Linked DNA regions of Homo sapiens: all the other regions are linked to region 3. A link is a contact called in ENCODE Hi-C or POLR2A ChIA-PET data. All regions are on one chromosome and are shown on one strand. Each heading gives the region's core, a stretch centred on a gene start or an enhancer-like site at or near the end of the contact. The rest is flanking DNA. Distances are from core to core; before and after follow the strand shown.

Region 1 (3,134 bases), core at 24-2,523, 2.3 Mb before region 3:
ATTCTCTTTCTCTCCAGTGTGAGGCAATGTGGTAAGGCAATGGCCAACTGTAAGACAGTCTCAGATCTCTAGTCTAGATCTCTAGAAACTGCTGGGGAGAAGCACACCCTGTTTTTTATTTTACAAATCATACTAGGATACGTTCATATTGAAAGCACTTTCAAACAATAATACAATTTTAATTTAAAATACACACACACACATATATATATGAATGTTTTGACACCAGCCTCCAGAGTCATTGGGTGCCTAACATGGGACAGTAGCCAAGATACCCCTCAACCAAGTTGGAGAACTTGAGCGGTAAAATTCCCCCCAAAACCACCATCCAAGCTTGCGAGTGTCCCCCTCGAGTCCGCGGTCAGCAGGGTGCGCCGCGGGTCCCGGGCCCGGAGGCCGAGCGGGCAGCAGGGGCCACGGTGGGCCGGGGCCTCCGGAGCTGACCAGGCCGGCCGCCCCTCTCCCAGCCCTAGAGCGCGAGGCCAGCGCTGGACACCCGGCCTTCCGCCCTGGAGTCGAGCCGTGGACGGCACCGGAGCCACTGCGGGGTCGCTTCCCGGGCCACCGAATCCCGGGGCCTCCTTTCGCCCCGACGCCTGTCAAGGGCGGGTCCGGAGCGGGGACTCGTCCGGGCGCAGCGGGAGTGTGTGGCGGGGCGCGGAGCCGGTGTCCGCCCGCGAGGGGCCTTCGCCGACCCCCGGGCCCCGCCGCCTCGCGTCCCCCCGGCCCAGCCCACTCCCCGCCGCCTGCCGTCGAGGTGGCGCCACCGACCAGGGCGGGCCGCGGGCCCGGCTCACCTTGGGGCCCTCAGAGGGCACGCGCGGGTCGTTCCACGTAGTGGTGCGGCTGTTGTGGTCCACGAAGAAGGGCCAGCCGGTCTGCGGGTCGATCTTGATCTCCCATCCGGGGGGCAAAGGGTCGCGGTCACCGTTGCCGGACGCCACCTGCATCATGGGCGAGTGGGTGGCGGCGCTCATGCTGGGTTGGGGTCTGCCCGCTGGGGCGCGGGTGCGGGGCGCTGGCTCCGGGCGCCGAGTCTCTGGCCGGGCCGCCGCCGTGGGCCCCTCTCCGCCGCCGACGTGTCCGGGAAGCCGGCGCCGGGCACCTTTATGAATTAAAGGCGGGGGTGACGTGGCCAGAGAGGGGTGGAAGTGTCTGGAAATAGCCTCCTCGCTGCCAGAGGGGAAGGAGGAGATAAAGGGAGGTAGCAACTGGCCGGCTAGAAACTTCTGGTCCAGTCCAGAGAAGTTGGCCGCGGCCCGGGGTTGGATGCGGAGCTCCGCCCTGAGTCATCGGCTATAATCGCGGCGGGCGGGGCAGAGGAGCGGGGGCGGGGCCTCGGCCCGCTCGCCCCTCCCCCACCTCCTCCCGCCCCTCCCCCTTCCGACTCGTGCGCGTGCCCGGGCCGGAGTCGCCGCGGGCGGGCGCGGGCGCGGCTTCGGGGTCCGCCTGCGGGTGGGAAGCCGGACGAGCTGGACTGGGGCCGTCCTCCGTGCGCCCCGGGCGGGTTTCGGCTTTCATAGTCGCTCTCTCCCTCTCCTTTGCGCCGAGTGAGTGTTCCCGGGGCCGGAGCCCGTGCTCCCCGTGCCTGCCGCCCGTCCTTCCTGTACAAACAAAACCATCTCGCCCACCTCCACCCCCTCCCCCATATATGATAGCCGAGGACCCTGAGGGCTGTCCGGGAGGAGCGCGGGGACTCTCATCTGACACCGGAAGGAAGCCAGGGAGAAAATGGAAGTCAGTGCAAACTCACCTGCCTTCCTTTGGAAACTTCAAGAAAAAAAGAGATTGTATCAACTGATGGCTTTTAGTCTCCTAGACTAAAAAGAAAGTTTCGTTGCAGCTTTAAAGATAAATCACATTTTCTTGGGTCTGGATCTTTTTTATGGTAGAGATTGGTTCTTGCTATCTTATATCTTGACCCTGATTTGGGAAGTAAAGACCGAATAACCATGACATTTTTTGTTTGGTTTATTCAATTGCACTTGTAACCTGTCAAAGGAGAAAATTACAACACATTTAAAGATCTTTTTTGTTGTTGTTGTTGTTGATTTTCATTTTTTAACTTTTATTGTTAAAGATCTTATTTGTGATTCTAGAAATTGGGCAACATCTCCATTAAATTAGAATAAGTGCTCCCATGAGCTGAGCAGAAGAGGTTGGTTTTATAGACAGAGAAGGGCTGAAGAAAGCAGAAACAAAGAACCAAGACTGGATTGGTTGTTTCAAAATTACTTTCCTTGTAAGGAGGGGACAGAGAGACAGAATCATAGAAAAATAACTGATGAGGGCTTGCCACCATGGCTCATGCCTATAATGCCAGCACTTTGGAAAGTCAAGACTGGAGGACCTCTTGAGTCCAGGAGTTTGAGACCAGCCTGGACAACACAGTAAGACCCCCATCTCTGCATAAACAAAAAATAAGCCAGGTGCAGTGGCTTATGCCTGTAGTCCCAGCTACTCAGGAGGCTGAGGTGGGAGGCTCATTTGAGCCCAGGAGTTTGAAGCTGCCATGAGCTATGATTTTGCTCTTCATGCCAACCTAAGCGACAGAGCAAGACCCTATCTCTTTAAAAGAAAGAGAGAGAAAGAAAGAGAGAAATGATTGAGAGAAATGTAACATCAGGTTACATACTTCAGATTACTGTACAGTTGACCCTTAACATGGGTTTGAATTGAGCAGGTCCACTTGTACATGGATTTTTTTTCAATAAAAGTTACACCGATGTGCTTGCCTCTCCAGTCTCCCCTTCCACCTCCTCCACCTCTTCTGTCTCTGCCACCCCTTGACAGGAGAATCAACCCTTCCTCTTCCTTCCCCTCCTCAGCCTCCACGTGAAGATAATGAGGATGATGACGTTTATGATGATCACGTCCACTAAATGAGTAGTAAGTGTACTACTCTTCCTTATGTAAATGTAAAATCTCTTCCTTATGATTTTCTTAACATGTTCTTTTCTCTAGCTTACTTTATTGCACGAATACATATAATACATATACAACATATGTGTTAATTGACTGTTCATGTTATTGGCAAGGCTTTCCGTCAAGAGTAGGCTATTGGTAGTTTTGGGAGATTCAAAGTATGCAGGGGCGGGGCATGGTGGCTCACGCCTGTAATCCCAGCACTTTGG
Region 2 (3,630 bases), core at 768-3,267, 2.6 Mb after region 3:
GCCGGGTGTGGTGGCTCACACCTGTAATCCCAGCACTTTGGGAGGCCAAGGCGGGCGATCACTTGAGGTCAGGAGTTCGAGAGCAGCCTGGCTAACATGGTGAAACCCCATCTCTACTAAAAAAAAAAAAAAAAATTAGCCGTGTGTGGTGGCGGGTGCCTGTAATCCCAGCTACTAGGGAGGCTGAGGCAGGAGAATCGCTTGAATCCGGGAGGCGGAGGTTGCAGTGACCTGAGATCACACCCCTGCACTCCAACCTGGGTGACAGAATGAGATTCGGTCTCAAAAAATAAATAAATAAATAAATAAATAAAATTAAATGATTCTTGGTATTTTTAAAGAAAACAAAATTTAAATGTTTTAATAAACTGCAGTTAAATTCTTTCAACAAAAGTAGAGTGTGTATAAGCAAGTAAAAACTAAAAGTTGTCTTGAAGTCTACCACTGTCATTTCCCTCCGTGTAATACTGCTCTACATTTATGAAACCCTGTTTTTCCTGTTTGATACATTTTCCCAAGAGCTTGCCCTAGAGCTAAATTTTTTAACGCTTCTCATGTATCACTTAAATAACAATTGTACTAAAGTTTGTTTTTATTACTGAAGGCAAAAACTCCATTTTTGCCTGCCCATAAAAAATCATTGTTGTATCTGACATTTTTAAAGTGTACATTTTAAAGTGTCCTATCACATAATATGAACATAGGAAGAGAATGTCATGTTAAAAATTAGCAAAGTAATTGTTTCTGCACAGAATGCATTTTTCAATTTGGGCAGTTCTCCCAGAATAAAGTAAACAAGTGAAGCAACTAGCATTCTTACTAGAACAGTGACAAGGCATTTTCTTTTTAGTTTCTTTTCACTTATTAGTCTACTAGGATACTTGAATACTGTCTCTATGCTGGTGTCTAAAACCCTCAAAGGAGAGTACAATTGCAGGATAAACGAAGAGTGTCCAGGAAGAGAACTAGACAAGAAAGGAAACAGATGGTCTCTGGGCTCGGTGAGCTTGGAAGCTGTCGAAAGCAAACTCGACTGGACCCTCCAAACTCCTATTTCAGATCAATACATAAGGTTCAGCTGAGTTCGGCCTCCAGGCCCAAGAAAGCAAAAGCCAGCAACCCGGGGGCTGGTCGGCGGCTCCCTCGCCAGGGACGCCCCACAGCGAGACCATGCCTCTCCCACCTCTACCCCCGAAAACCAAAACAAAACAGAACCAAGCCCAAGCGGTGCTTGCTCGTTTCTTTTGTCTTGCTCAACGCTGACCACTTTTTTTCCGGAGAAGGTTAACGTTAAGGGAGCCCGGGGGAGCTCTCTGCGACCCCGCCAGGTGCTCCCCGAACCCCCGGCCCCATCAGAGGAATGAGGCGACCACCGAGCGGCGTTGGGCGGCCAGGTCCTCCCCGGCACCCCCGCCCCGGCTCCTGGAGGAGGGCAGGGACTGCCGGCCTGGGGCAGCCAGGGACCGACGGGACCCCCGCAGAGCCAGGCCCGAGGCCCCGGGCGCCCCCACGACCCGGCGGCCGCCCAGGGCGCCCGCCTGGGGCCTCACCCCAACCGGGGACAGGGCCGCCGAGGGCCGGGCCAAGGCCGCCCGGCTTGTCCCCGAGGCCGCCGGGGAGCGTAGGCCGCCGCCATCCCCGGCCTGCCGTGCGCCCGCAGCCCGCGGCCTTACCGCCTCCACGGCGTGCTGCAGGATGGAGGTGAACTTGGAGAACATCCTGTCCCGGGACTGCAGCAGCCTCTCCCGGGACGACCTGGAGAGCTCCTCGATCCGCCGCCGCCGCCCCTGCTGCGGCTGCCGGGGCCGCTCCAGAGTGAAGGCCGGTGCGGGGCGGGGAGGACGAGCTGAGGATCGAGGCAGGGCCTGGCCCGGCCGCTTCAGGTGTGCGCGGGCGGCTCGGCGGCTCCGGAGGGCGCCGGGACGCGGCGGGCGGCGAGGAGGGCGTTCGGCGAGGACTCGGGGCCCGGAGAAGCTCCGGCGGCGGCACCGGTTGGGACACGGTGGCAGCCCGGCTCGGGTTCCTTCCCCCCGCTCTGCCCGCCGCGGCCTGCAGGGGGCGCCGCCGCAGCCCGGGGAGGCCCGGCCAGGCCTGCCCTGCGGCGGGGCCGCTAGGCGCCGCGGGGGCGGGGGGCGCGCTGAGGCCTCGGCCTCGCGCGGGGCTGGAGGCGGCCTGTGGGCAGCCACCGCCCTCTCCCGGCTTTCTCAGGGCGCCTGGGACACCGGCTTTCTAACATTTTTACAGCTCAGCGATTCTCAAGAGTTTTGTTTCTCCAGTGGAAGTAACAGGCTGACTTTGTAGGGACACGCAGCCGTCCATATATGCGTATAGCATTCAGAGGTTCTTCCTGTAAGGACCGATTTGGAAGACTCGTTAAGAAAACAGTGTTCTTTAAGCAAACATTGGCAATGGATTTAAATGCTCAGATTTTGAAGAAATCAACGACTGCAGGTGAAATGGCTTTGCTAACTTTAAAATATATTATTATTCAACATTGAAACAGGAAATCCCACATGAGCACATGGTAAGACGGCTGGCTTAGTTTAAATAGCCCATTATAATATTTATATATAATATATAACATAATTTATTTGTGATATGGTTGATAGTGAGGTGTAGTGATTCAGAACAGCATTTTCTATTCAGTTATCAGATGATACCGGAAAACATTAGCGAGGGAAAGAATCTGAAAGGAGTCCAGTAAATGCCTAAGGCAGATAAATAGAGCTACAAGGTAAGCACTTGGGTGGAGGCTGCTTAAAATACTCCCTAACAGTGTATTAGTCAAGCCTTGAAGAAGCAGTTCAGGCTGGTAAAGTTTAGGTTGAGTTAATACAAATTATGAAAATATTTGTATCCTGAAGAAATTTGTTTTATGCTGGTATTGGCGTTTTACCAAAAGGTTCATTAAGTTCTTAAGATGAGGTGGGGAGTGAGTTTTGCACAACCAGTGCTGAAAATACGTATCTGGCCCAGGCGCGGTGGCTCACGCCTGTAATCTCAGCACTCTGGGAGGCAAAGGCGGGAGGATCACTTGAGGCCAGGAGTTCGAGACCAGCCTGGCCAACATGGTGAAACTCCGTCTCTATTAAAAATACAAAAAAAAAAAAAAAAAAAAAATTAGCCGAACGTGGTGGTGTAATGGGATTACATGCTTGTAATCCCAGCTACTTGGGAGGCTGAGGCAGGAGAATCCTTGAACTCGGGAGGCGGAAGTTGCAGTGAGCCAAGGTTGCGCCATTGCGCTCCAGCCTGGACAACAAGAGCAAAACTCCATCTCAAAAAAAAAAAAAAAAATACACACACACACACACACACACACACACACACACACACATACATGTATACACACACATACGTTTATACATACACAAACGTATATATACACATACGTATATATACATGTATACACACACACACGTATATATATCTGTAATTGATTCATGGAACAGAGAAAAGGTGGCTGTCATATGGAGTGGTGGTAACTGGCCAGGCTCTGGGGCTGGGTAGCCTAAGTCCCAGCTCTGCCACCCACAGTGGAAAGTTATTTAACTTCTTTGTGTTTTAATTTGCTTATATGTCAAAAGGGGAGAACAGTACCTACCTCTTGAGGTTGTTGTGGGAATTAAT
Region 3 (3,466 bases), core at 608-3,107:
CCAGAAGCAGAGGCCAGGAACCAAAGGGGACCAGAGAACAGAAGTTGCCAAGATCTCCGAAAAATCTCGGCCATGGTTTGAGCATGGTTCCTCAGCAGACACCTATCTTATGTCTTCATAGTAATGAAAGCCATTCTGGTTTCGTATCTGGGCATGATTCGGTAAGGCATGATAAGCCTGGTTCCGAAGTTCTGTACCTGTCCCAGCTGGGTCAGGTCTATTTTTGTGGTAGAATCACCTACAGTTAAGAGAATCCTTGGCTTGGAGGTTTTCTTCTTTTTTTTTTGAGACAGGGTCTTGCACTGTCGCCCAGGCTGGGGTGCAATGGCGTGATCTTGGCTCACTGCAACCCCCGCCTACCGGGTTCAAGTGATTCTCCTGCCTCAGCCTCCTGAGTAGCTGGGACTACAGGCGCGCACCACCACGACCGGTTAATTTTTGTATTTTTAGTATAGACGGGTTTCACCATGTTGGCCAGGCTGGTCTCGATCTCTTGACCTCGTGATCTGCCCGCCTCGGCCTCCCAAAGTGCTGGGATTACAGGCGTGAGCCACCACGCCCGGCCGGCTTGAAGGTTTTCAAGGGCTAGAGAGGAGCCCTGCCCTGGCTCCTTAGGTACAGCCAGAATCGGCCTTTAAGGTATGGGATATCTGACTCCTGCAGGACTGGAACTCCACGTGCTTGGAGGGATAAGCATTTATGATGTAACCACTAAGTAGTCAGAGGGCAGGAGGAGTAACGCTGTTGCTGGGCAACCTGGCTTAGCTTCGTGGCTTTGGTTAAGGTGCTACTCTATGCAAAATTCCTTGCCGTCTTCCCTAATCCGCCTCCCCAATTCTCCCTTCCTGAACATTAGGGAACCCACTGGCCTGCTTACAACTGAAGCAGTTTCTGTGTTAGGGCAGAGAGTAGTGATCAAGACATTAGGGTTTAGTGTTAGATAAACCAGGCTCCACTCTGCGGCCCCACGCAACCTCCCCACGCTCTCTGCACCAGTGTTGGCATCTGTCAAGTGGGTGGGGGCTAACAGTGAATAACTGCCTCATAGATGGACTACCGGCTTAACCAGAGACTGACAGCGGGTCGCATATTAATCTTCCAATCACTTGGCAAACTCGTTTCACTATGCATCTCTCCTCCTGGCTGTTCTTTCAACTTCCTCCTCCCTGAAATTTCGAAGATCCACCTCGGTGGGAAAGTCATTCCGCGTGGCGCGCCCTTTCCCTGCGTCCCTCCTTCCCAGGGCCCACCCTCCGCGGACGCAGAGCGTCTGCCGGGGGGACGGCAGGTCCGCGATGGCTGCCTCTGAGGCAGTCGGTCCCCTCTCGCCGTGGGCTTGGGAAGCGTCCGAAAGGCCCGCTCGGATCGTCTGCGGTGCTGCCCGCAGGGAAAGCGCCGCTGCCAGCCGGGCTGTCACGGGTGCGAGTGGAAGAAGCACACCGCAGGATGAGCGACGCCGCTGCAGAGGTAACCGCGGGGACTGCGGCCAGAGACGGGGGATGGGCGCAGCCGAGGATAACGGGATGGCCGGCATCCGGAACGCGTCAGGCCCGCTCCGCCGGACCGCCTTATCCTCCAGCCCGCGTCCCCAGCCGTCCTCCCAGATCCCGACCGCAGCTCCAGAAGTGACGGCCACGTGGGTGGCGGCGCGCGCCGCGGGGATTGGAATGTTGGCGTGGGGGGACGAGGTTGGAAGGGCCGCAGAGAAGTAAAGGAGGACCCGCGTCCGCGTGCCCGGGCGCCGACTGCTGGGCGACGCCGCCGGGAGCGAGCACGCCTCTGACGTCACGCGCTGCTCGTCCAATGAGTGGAGGCCTGAGGGAGGCGCCGGTCCCGGCCCCGCTGCCGCCGCCGCCACACCGGCCCTTCGGGAGCGTCTGAGGAGGCGCGGGCCGCTGCGGGCTCGGGCGCCGCAGCGCGCCGGCCCGAGCCCCTGGACGAGGCCCACGGAGCCGCTCGCCCCGACCCAGCCGCCCGATGTCCTCAAAATGGAGGCAGCGGGGGCGGCGGCGTGAAGAAAGCGGCGCTGTGGGCGCGGGAGTAGGGGCCCGGGCGGAGGCGGTGGCGGGATGGGGCTGCTGCTCATGATCCTGGCGTCGGCCGTGCTGGGTTCCTTCCTCACGCTCCTCGCCCAGTTCTTCCTGCTGTACCGCAGACAGCCCGAGCCGCCGGCGGACGAGGCCGCCCGCGCGGGCGAGGGCTTCCGCTACATCAAGCCAGTGCCGGGCCTGCTCCTAAGGGAGTACCTTTATGGCGGCGGCCGGGATGAGGAGCCCTCCGGAGCGGCCCCTGAGGGCGGCGCGACCCCCACCGCGGCCCCCGAGACCCCCGCCCCGCCGACGCGGGAGACTTGCTACTTCCTCAACGCCACCATCCTATTCCTGTTCCGGGAGTTGCGGGACACCGCGCTGACCCGCCGCTGGGTCACCAAGAAGATCAAGGTGGAGTTCGAGGAGCTGCTGCAGACCAAGACGGCCGGGCGCCTGCTGGAGGGGCTGAGCCTGCGGGACGTGTTCCTGGGCGAGACGGTGCCCTTCATCAAGACCATCCGGCTCGTGCGGCCAGTCGTGCCCTCGGCCACCGGGGAGCCCGATGGCCCTGAAGGGGAGGCGCTGCCCGCCGCCTGCCCCGAGGAGCTGGCCTTCGAGGCGGAGGTGGAGTACAACGGGGGCTTCCACCTGGCCATCGACGTGGACCTGGTCTTCGGCAAGTCCGCCTACTTGTTTGTCAAGCTGTCCCGCGTGGTGGGAAGGCTGCGCTTGGTCTTTACGCGCGTGCCCTTCACCCACTGGTTCTTCTCCTTCGTGGAAGACCCGCTGATCGACTTCGAGGTGCGCTCCCAGTTTGAAGGGCGGCCCATGCCCCAGCTCACCTCCATCATCGTCAACCAGCTCAAGAAGATCATCAAGCGCAAGCACACCCTACCGAATTACAAGATCAGGTGAGCTGGAGGTCGGGGAGGGGGCCTGGCTGCCGGGAACCCGGGCCTGGGCGGGACGCTGCGTGGATTGGGAAGGGCAAAGGCTCATTTCTGTCCTGGCGCCTGCTTCTGGGGCCTTCCCACCCTGGACAGGGCCCCAGATCAAGGCGAGTCGTGAACACTTGCTTTGCTTCCGAACGGCATTGATAGGAGCTAGAAACCTTTTCGCGTGTTCATGGGGACTCAGGGTGCTGTCAACGCGGGCAGAATCGTCTCCTTTTATAAGCAGCATATTGGAAATGGAAGGGAAGCCTACCCTAATCCCCAGGAGTCGCTTCTGGGACTGTTGAGAAACTCTCCCTCTATGTGGTTGCTGCATTGAGGGCAGCCGCGTCACTGGCTTTGCAGCATCCCCTTGGCCGCTTTGAGAAATTGTTCCTGGACACAGTACACGCGTGAAGAGTGTGCTTATAGCCCAGGTCTGTGCTAATTTGACATTGCAAGCCACTTTTGCTTTGATGGTTTGACACCTTTCAAGGCAGAGGT
Region 4 (3,307 bases), core at 385-2,884, 2.5 Mb before region 3:
CCGCCTTGGCCTCCCAGAGTATTGGGATTACAGGAGTGAGGCTCCACGCTGGGCCTCAACTAATGATATTTTCAATTTACAATGGGTTTATTGGGATGTAACTCCATCCTAAGTAGAGTAAGTAGAGGAGCATCTGTACAAAACAAGCTCCCTACCCTTCCACTATGTACCTAAGAGCAGGACATACATTTTCAAAGGTGTCCCACCTCCTCTTTCTACCAGGGACAAAAGTTAGTCACCAGAGACAACTTTAGACCCTTATCAGCCAGCGATGGCGCTAGAAGAACCTACATAACACACTTTACTCACTACCTGTAACTACCATTAGTTTCTCGTATCTCTGCCTTCCCACTCTGCTGTTTTTGGAAACTTCAAACTGCTTTCGCCATTTCTCCCCAGTTATTGTTCTTTATTGTAAATGCTACGTAATTCCCCCATTCTAAGCCACCTGTTTGAGTTACTCTTCCTTGAGTTTTGCCCATATAAGATGTACATGTTACTAAATTTTTCTTTTGCCAATCCGAGCTTTGTGATAAGGGCCGCAGTGGAGAACCTAGAAAGGTAGAAAGATTTTCCCCCCTTCCTACAGCCCCAAGGAGGGTTTGAGACACGGGTTCCGTTTTTTTCCTTCAGCTCCTCACTTTGTAGATTCCATTCAGGTCATTCCCCTTCCGTCACCATGCCCTTTTTTCATTGAGTAGATATATCTGATGGGCCTGGGGTTTTCTTAGGTACATTTCAGGCCCAGGGGAGACACAGTTTCATTCTTTTTTTCTTTTTTATCGGACAGCCTCCTGAACCAGAAGAGGTTCAGAGCGACTCCCACAGTTTCACTCTTGAACTTGGGTATTTTCCAAATTGCCTCAGCAAAAGGCTGCTGTAGTCGGTCTTCGTAGCTTCCTTCTCCAGGGTATCCTAGCGGCGCGCAGTGCAGGAGCCTCGCACCGCTCCCCGACGGCGGCTGCCAGCTTCCAGACAGACGCCGACCCGGTGTTCGCAACCAGGGCGCAGGCCGGGCCCGGAGCGTTTAGAGCGCCCGCCCCTCGGTAAGGAACCGTCCCTGAGCCACAGGGCCTGACGCGACTGCAGAAGGAGCGTGGGGTCCTCCGAGGTTCCCCTTCTCTAAATGTGCACCTTCCTCAGGGAGACCTTGTGCAGCTGAGGGAAAAGTCACCACTCAGGGTTTCGGGCCGGGGACCCAAATAAAAGTGCTGCCATCAGCAAAAAAAGAAAAAAAAGGCACGAAGAGGAGGTGGGCGGATTCCCAAGGCGGTTTCGCCCACTAATTTTGCCCAGAGATGACTCTGAGGTCTCTGAGCTTAATGCTTTTCAGCTGTTGTGCAGACTCGCTTTGCCCTCTTATAAGCCCACTATGGGAGTTCCCGCTACACGCCGGCCCAGGGGTACAAACGACAACGCGCCGCCCTTGGAGCGCGTCGCCGGGCCCCGCGCTGCGCAGCCTCCAGCGGCGCTGCGTGCCCTTCCTTTTGCCCGTCTCCAAGATGGCGGCGCCGCCGCCGCCCCTCCTCCTCGCCGCGCAGAGCCGCGCTGCGCCGCGCGCTCCCGCCGCCCCTCCCCACGCGAGCTCCACCCAGGTCGCAGGCAGCGCGGTCGGCGGCGGCTATTTCCCGCCATTGTGCGAAGTGAAGGCTAGGGGCCCGTACGCGCCCGCCTGACTGTCGCCAGCAGCTCCTCGGCGGCCCCACCGCAGCCGCCGCTCCCTGAGGCGCGGGAGGCCCGCGCCCCGCGGCTCGCTGTGCGTGGGAGGGCGCGAGCGAACGCGGGCGAGGAGCGGCCGAGCCGCTGAAGAGGAGCTGGGCGCCGGCCGCCCGGCCGCGCTCGGCCCGCGGATCGCCTCCGCCCGGTCTTCGCCGGCCCCGGCCCCTGGCGAGATGCCGTGTGGGGAGGATTGGCTCAGCCACCCGCTGGGAATCGTGCAGGGATTCTTCGGTGAGTGGCGGCGCCGGGGGGCGGGCCGGGCGGGCAGCCGAGTTTGCCGGGCCCCGGGGCAGGGCCCCGCCGCGCGGCCCCCACGCGGTACCATCTCGAGGGCTCGCGTGGCCCGAGACGGGGCCCCGGGGCCTGCACCGGCCCCAGCTGGGACAGCCTCTCCCCCGGTCGCAGCAGGCAGGGGCAGGAGCCGGGCCGCAGGTACCTCCCACCTGCCCGAGTCGCAGCTTGGGAGCCGCCAAGGTGAAGTCGTGGGGCGCGGGCTGTGATTCGCGGGCTGTGATTGACGGCCTCGCTCCCAGCCTGTGGCAGGGCCAGGGCCCCGGCCCCGGGCGCAGCAAACTCGGAGGTCCTCGAACCCTGGGGAGGGCCCGCAGAGCCGCGGGGAGGGAAAACCACTTTGCCTGTGGGAAGCCCACAGGATATTTCAAAACTTCCGGTGCGTCGGGGAGTGCTCGCTTGCACAGAAGTTGGTTCTAACTCCTGTGCTACCCTCATTCTCTCTTTCAGAGATAAGATTTAATGTTCATAGCTTAGTTTTCCTGTTGGGATGACTTTAGAACCCATCTAGTCTGGATCTGCTCCTGTGCCAGAGCCAGCAAGAAATATTGAGCTACTTGAGTTTGTACACAGGGCTGAGAATCCTGCAGGCGAGCTTAGTAAATTTTGGTTGCGATTGCTGTTGCTACTTTACTGCGAAGGGTATACGAAGAAAAGTTTATATTTGTTGTCGTTAACTGGGCATTTTGACAACCGTTCCATTCCCCAGTGTCTTTTTACACGTAATGAGTGGCGGAGTCAGATCCAGCTAGAAATCACTGTAGATGGCAACACCTGACTTGTCTGGAGTTAACTTAGAGTTGTAGAGCGGCCTTAGCTCATTGAAAAAAACATCTTGGGGTACTAGAGAGAAAAGGCAGTGGGAAGCTAAATCATCCTCAGCAGCCAAAATCGACGGCAAACAATGTATGGTATTTCTTATAGGAGGGCCTCTAGTGCTTACTCAGGAAGTCCTTATTAATTTACCTGTAATTCTAATTAGTTTAGTTACCTGGCTTCCCAGGCTGTAACTAATGGCATTATATTAGAAAAAAGCCTGGATAGACGTCCGAACTTAGCCAGTGAACACTGACAGCCTGATGAAGAAATTTAAAACTACCTTCATACTTGAAAAAAAAAAAAATTCACTATATAGCAGTCAAGGGTGCTTTGAGGAAGGGGCATATATTTCTCCACTAAATCCTAGTAATTTATGTTCATAAGAATTCTAGAAATGATAATCGATGGTCAACACAATGGCCCCAAAATGTCAAGTGAAGATTCAATTGTAGCATTGGTTTAAGAGGGTGCAGATGCA

What was found. Hi-C counts contacts between places; a loop is a spot of excess contacts on that map. ChIA-PET counts read pairs that join two places held with the same protein, here RNA polymerase II (POLR2A). Pooled maps may share reads with other maps.
Region 1: a loop to region 3 is called in a map of naive thymus-derived CD4-positive, alpha-beta T cell, with 15 times the contacts of the local background. The contact joins the promoter of BAG3 here to the promoter of PDZD8 in region 3. A Hi-C loop is called at or near these places in 1 of 168 maps with a recorded cell type or tissue (naive thymus-derived CD4-positive, alpha-beta T cell) and 6 of 50 pooled maps. POLR2A ChIA-PET finds 5 or more read pairs at or near these places in 1 of 52 experiments (OCI-LY7).
Region 2: a loop to region 3 is called in a map of CD8-positive, alpha-beta T cell, with 10 times the contacts of the local background. The contact joins the promoter of FHIP2A here to the promoter of PDZD8 in region 3. A Hi-C loop is called at or near these places in 2 of 168 maps with a recorded cell type or tissue (B cell and CD8-positive, alpha-beta T cell), 5 of 37 single-sample maps with no recorded cell type and 7 of 50 pooled maps.
Region 4: a loop to region 3 is called in a map of CD8-positive, alpha-beta T cell, with 30 times the contacts of the local background. The contact joins the promoter of MCMBP here to the promoter of PDZD8 in region 3. A Hi-C loop is called at or near these places in 3 of 168 maps with a recorded cell type or tissue (CD8-positive, alpha-beta T cell and naive thymus-derived CD4-positive, alpha-beta T cell) and 11 of 50 pooled maps.

What each region holds. Positions count from the first base shown.
Region 1 is chr10:119,649,519-119,652,652 of GRCh38, reverse strand. BAG3 (BAG cochaperone 3) reads right to left here and starts at 1,273. Exons shown (of 4, transcript NM_004281.4): 1 at 798-1,273. The coding sequence starts at 977. RefSeq lists a silencer at 1,221-1,520 and enhancers at 1,721-1,800, 1,181-2,135.
Region 2 is chr10:114,820,167-114,823,796 of GRCh38, reverse strand. It overlaps FHIP2A (FHF complex subunit HOOK interacting protein 2A), which reads right to left and starts at 2,017. Exons shown (of 17, transcript NM_020940.4): 1 at 1,674-2,017. The coding sequence starts at 1,718. LOC124902508 (translation initiation factor IF-2-like) reads left to right here and starts at 849. Exons shown (of 2, transcript XM_047426127.1): 1 at 849-2,524. The coding sequence starts at 1,696. The coding sequence ends at 2,301. RefSeq lists silencers at 1,319-1,538, 1,599-1,948, 1,959-2,268 and an enhancer at 1,113-1,613.
Region 3 is chr10:117,373,831-117,377,296 of GRCh38, reverse strand. PDZD8 (PDZ domain containing 8) reads left to right here and starts at 1,857. Exons shown (of 5, transcript NM_173791.5): 1 at 1,857-2,941. The coding sequence starts at 2,070. RefSeq lists an enhancer at 1,417-1,536 and silencers at 1,767-2,086, 2,187-2,366.
Region 4 is chr10:119,871,170-119,874,476 of GRCh38, reverse strand. It overlaps MCMBP (minichromosome maintenance complex binding protein), which reads left to right and starts at 1,634. Exons shown (of 16, transcript NM_001256378.2): 1 at 1,634-1,950. The coding sequence starts at 1,893. RefSeq lists enhancers at 1,105-1,274, 1,140-1,299 and a silencer at 1,530-2,179.